Linked DNA regions of Homo sapiens: region 2 is linked to region 1. Evidence: read pairs that join two places in POLR2A ChIA-PET (ENCODE). Cell type or tissue: Panc1. All regions are shown on one strand.

Evidence for each region. ChIA-PET counts read pairs that join two places held together with the same protein. Peaks named below come from ENCODE experiments on the same cell type or tissue, not always from the same donor. Only the 100,000 strongest peaks of a DNase experiment are listed, where the experiment ranks them.
Region 2: POLR2A ChIA-PET joins it to region 1 with 7 read pairs; 2 of 35 experiments call an interaction of 5 or more read pairs at or near these places.

Annotation. Positions count from the first base shown.
Region 1 is chr17:73,420,016-73,422,515 of GRCh38, forward strand. It overlaps SDK2 (sidekick cell adhesion molecule 2), which reads right to left. Exons shown (of 45, transcript NM_001144952.2): 15 at 2,272-2,419. Among named protein-coding and RNA genes, the nearest start is that of SDK2-AS1, 92 kb to the right of the region's middle. In Panc1, no CTCF peak of the experiment used is centred here; a DNase peak (open chromatin) is centred at 1,089.
Region 2 is chr17:74,189,694-74,192,193 of GRCh38, forward strand. No RefSeq gene overlaps it. Among named protein-coding and RNA genes, the nearest start is that of RPL38, 13 kb to the right of the region's middle. In Panc1, no CTCF peak of the experiment used is centred here; no DNase peak of the experiment used is centred here.

The DNA.
Region 1 (2,500 bases):
TGGTCACATCCCACTGGTCAGCTGCTGGTGTACCTTAACTAGGCCTCCTTTGCTGGCCAGCTGAGCCCCAGGCAGGAGCAGGGCGGGCATGGCGTGTGAGGGAGAGAGCCAAGGACACCCACCCTGCCTCGGGGAGCCAAGCGCGACAGCACGTCTTTCTCTGGCATTGCTGGGGGATGCTGTGTTCTGCCTAAGTGTACTTTTCACATCACGGACACGTGTCCACTCCAAACAAAAGTTAATTATTTTTGATGGATGACTTTCCCTTTTTGTTTATGTTTTTGCTTTTTGATGGATAGCTTTCCTAAGCATGCTGCTCGCTCCCGTGTTTTATTTGAGAGAGTTTTGCTCTTTCGCCCAGGCTGGAATGCAGTGGCATGATCTCACCTCACTGCAACCTCTGCCTCCCGGGTTCAAGCAATTCTCCTGCCTCAGCCTCAAGAGTAGCGGGATTATGGGTGCCTGCCACCAGGGCTGGCTAATTTTTATATTTTTAGTAGAGACGGGGTTTCATCATGTTGGCCAGGCTGGTTTTGAACTCCTGACCTTAGGTGATCCACCTGCCTCTGCCTCCCAAAGTGCTGGGATTACAGGCATGAGCCACTGCACCTGGCCCGCTCCTGTGTTTTTGTAGAGGCTGGGGTAAGGGTGATTTGGCCTTTTTCTTTTTTGTTTTTGAGGAAAGATTTCACTCTTGTCCCCCAGGCTGGAGTGCGGTGGCACGATTTCACCTCACTGCAACCTCCGTCTCCCGGGTTCAAGCAATTCTCCTGTCTCAGCCTCCTGAATAGCTGGGATTACAGGCACGTGCCGCCATGCCTGGCTAATTTTTGTATTTTTAGTAGAGATGGGGTTTCACCATGTTGGCCAGGCTGGTCTCGAACTCCTGACCTCAAGTGATCCGCCCCCCTCAGCCTCCCAAAGTGCTGGGATTACAAGCGTGAGGATTTGGCCTTTTTCTTGGTGACTCAGGGCGGTTTGCATGAAGGTACATTAGGAAGGTGAGTCAGTGTGATGCGGTGCAGCCGCAGGGCAGGAGAAGTTGCAGGGTAGCTTCCCCTACACTTTCAGCCTCTCTGTTGTTGGGATTGTGTATCTCCAGATGCACTGGGGCTATGTCTGTTCATTCCCTGTCCTCCCTCCAGTGGTCCAAACGTGGCATGGCACACGGTAGCTGCTCAGTAAACAGTGAGTATGTAAATCCCCCTGTAACTGCTCTCCACACGGGCTGCCACCTGCCACTGCTCCCTCCCGTGAGATTGTTTGACCCCAGTGGTGCTACCTTAGTACAAGCCAGAGAGACCCAAGCTCATTGCAACTGTGGCAAAACCACCATGATTGATTTAAGCCCCAGGCGTCTTTCAAAGAGCCAAGTGCAAGGCTTTGCGCACGTGATTTGTATCACGGTTGTTCTGACCTCTCCCATGACATCTTTCTTGCTAGAGGTGGCTGCTTGTTCTACGGAGCTGGAGAGGATAGAATTCTCCTTCTACATAGATGGGTATCACCGTGTGATGTTTTTATATGAAGCATCTGCAGCTTTTATTCAATTTCCATCTTTTTTTTTTTTTTTTTTTTTTGAGACAGTCTTGCTCTGTCATCCAGGCTGGATCTCGACTCACTGCAACCTCTGCCTCCCTGATTCAAGGGATTCTTGTGCCTCAGCCTCCCGAGTAGCTGGGATTACAGGCGCCCACCACCACACCCAGCTAATTTTCATATTTTAGTAGAGACTGGGTTTTGCTATGTTGGCCAGGCTGGTTTCGAACTCCTGACCTCAGGTGATCCGCCCGCCTCAGCCTCCTGACGTGCTGGGATTACAGGTGTGAGCCACCGTGCCCAGCAATTTCCATCATTTTATAAAAGCTTTGCGGGAACCCTAGCAGGGCCTGGCGTCGTGCAAGACATGGATATGGAGATCTGTGTAGATCCTGTATCTCTGGAATTTTGCATCCATTTAACAATGACAGCAGCCCATGCGGATGTGGAGTGGAAGGAGGTGAGCCTTTTTGCTTGCACAGCTCCCAGTAACTGGGATGACTACATTTGGTTGGTGCTCACCGCGTTCCCCAGTGCCCTACTCAGAGCACCCCATTTAACCTTTGCAACATCCTGGTGAGGCACTCATCAGGATTGCTCTCCCCTTCTACAGAGGCGGAAGCCTAGAGGGGGCCAGGAGGAGCTGAGCCAGAATCTGCCACATCGGTTTCGGCTGCAGCCCCTGCCTGTTGGAGTCCTGGCGACGCCCCTGTAGAGCGCCAGTGCCCTCACCTCTCGGTGTCTTTGCTGAACTGTCCTTTCCCCACGTCGTTGACGGCACAAAGACGGAACTGGTAGGAGCGTGCAGGAACCAGGCCCTTGACTGTCACTGAGGTAGCTTTGGGGTCCACACTGGCCAGGAGTACAGTCCAGGGGGCATCTGCAGGGACAGTGAGTGGGGCAGAAGTGGGTATCTTGGGTGGGATGAAGCATGCTTCTTACTCCCCACTCCCAGCAGGGT
Region 2 (2,500 bases), 770 kb after region 1:
CGTCCTTCTCAGGCTACTGAGCACAAGGTGAGATGCAACTGAGCTCTTCCATGGTGGATGAGGAGAGGAGCCCACTGTCATCAAAAGACCCACACTTCTATCATGTTGTTGCCTGGCTTCCAAGTCTAAGACGGCTGCTTCAGCTCCAGCCATCACTCCCACCATCCAGCCAACAGGGAGGAGGAAGGGAAGGAAAAGGACATGTGCTATGCTTTGAGTGTTTGTCCCCTTTGAAACTCAAGCCGAAACTCATGTTAAAACTTAATCTCCGGTGGAACAGTATTAAGAGGTGGGCCTTTAAGAGGTGATTGAGTCACAAGGGATAAATTCACGGGTTAATGAGTTATCCTGGGAATGGGTTAGTTATCACCAGAGGGCTGTTACAAAAGTTAGTTTGGCTGTTTTTTCTTGTCCTCTCACCCTGTGATGCCCTGTGCTGCCTCGGGACTCCATATAGAGTCCAAATGAGCAAGAAGGCCCTCACCAGATGCAGTCCCTTGACCTTGAACCTTTCAGCCTCCAGAACTGTAAGAAATAAATGTGTTTTCTTTACAAATTACCCAGTTTCAGATATTCCATTACAGCAACAGAGAACAGATGCCAGCTCCCTTTACACATCTCCTTACACCCCATTGGTCATAAGTTAGTCACATGGTCACAAATGACTGCAAAGAGTGCTGGGATATGTAGTTTTATTATGAACAGCCCTGTACGATGGGAGGATGTAGGAGTGGATGTGGAGATTTCTGGAAATCTCTGTTCTAACTTCCCTCTGCCTGGCTTGTGTATGCAATCTAAGGGATGGGATGTTTCTTTTGAATCCAGATCCTTACCCTCCCTTTCAATAGCGTGGCCTATGGTTCCATTGCTATTGATGGTTTCATCAAACCCATTATTCATGCATTCGTTCCTTCACTCCTCTACCTACTCATTTGTTCACTAGTTCATTCATTTAGTCTCAGAAATTCTCTTCCTATGTCTTTCACAATACCGGGCATTTGGTCAGCATTCCAGACGTGCAGAGAATGGTACAGACTCTGCACTCAAGTTACTCAGAAGCTAGCAGGGAAAACAGCCAAGGAAATGTATCATTTTAGCACCATGGCATAGGCACTATGAGAATGTGCAGAAGTCATGTAAACACTGTGGCCCTCATCCATGTGGGGCTGTGTGCAAGGTTTGCAGGGGAAGGTGACACCCCATCTGAGTCTTGGTCAAACAAACTGGCTGGGAGCAAAAAGGAAAAAGCATTCCAGCCCACAGGACTTTGAAGAACAGTGCTGGCCCTGTCCGTGGTGCTGACCCACAGGCCCAGCCTGGAGCCCAGTTTCAAGCTGAGATCAAGCCAGTCCCTGTTTCTCCCACCAACCTACCCGCTCTAGGCTGGCACACAGGGGTGGGCTGGTGGGATGGAAGTGAGGTGGTATTTAGCTACATACTTCATTTTCATAATGACCTTCCCGTTTCTCCTCGCTTGTCAGTCTGTGACCATTAAATTCCTCATTAGCAAACGAGATTTGGATGAGCCCATTAAGATGAGGGATGGCCTCACAGTGCAGCTGCCTGGGGTGAGCTAGAACTCACCTTCTCCCTCCCTATTAGAAAACAATGCACCTCACATTCTGTGCACATTTCTCCAGGTCTACTACCTAGTCCACACAGGCCCCTTGGAGTTATTCAGAGGACCAGCTTAAGGGACGGCCAGGGCACAACAGAAAAGCAAACAGCAGGACAACTGTTTGCTCACACATATACCCAGAGCCACCCAATCAGGGTCTGGGCGTTTGCTGCTTCATGTTAAAGCTCAAATTCCCAAATGTGACGTTCAAACCCTTCCCAGTCCTCTCTCAGTCCACCTCTCCAGCCTCTTCTCCTATCCTCCCCAAGTGCCTCTGCATTTTGGCAATGACAGATGACCTGATGCTGTGGCATGCTGGAAGTGGTTCATACCAGCACCCAGCTTGTGAGAGCTGCTTTGTACATACTCAAAAGTTTTGCAAGGCAATTGGCAGCTTGAAATCAGCCGTGGTGAGAGTATTTACACCACAGGAATCAGCAAATGCCACAGTTAAGGTTTTCTGGCTTTTTTTTTTTTTTTTTTTTTTGGTCAGAAATCTGGATTTTAGGCCAGGCACGGTGGCTCACACCGTGCACTTTGGGAGGCCTAGGCGGGTGGACCACTTGGGGTCAGGAGTTCCAGACCAGCCTGGCCAACATGGTAAAACCCATCTCTATTAAAAATACAAAAAATTAGCCAGGCGTGATGGCAGGTACCTGTAATCCCAGCTACTCGGGAGACTGAGGCAGAATTGCTTGAACCCAGGAGGCAGAGGTTGCTGTGAGCCAAGATCGCGCCACTGCACTCCAGCCTGGGTGACAAGAGCAAGACTCCGTCACAAAAAAAAAAATAAAAAGAATGAAAGAAATCTGGATTTTAAACATTTGCCAACACACCCCTGTCTGCAGGCCTCTGAGCATGTCACGCCCTTGCATAGCCCCC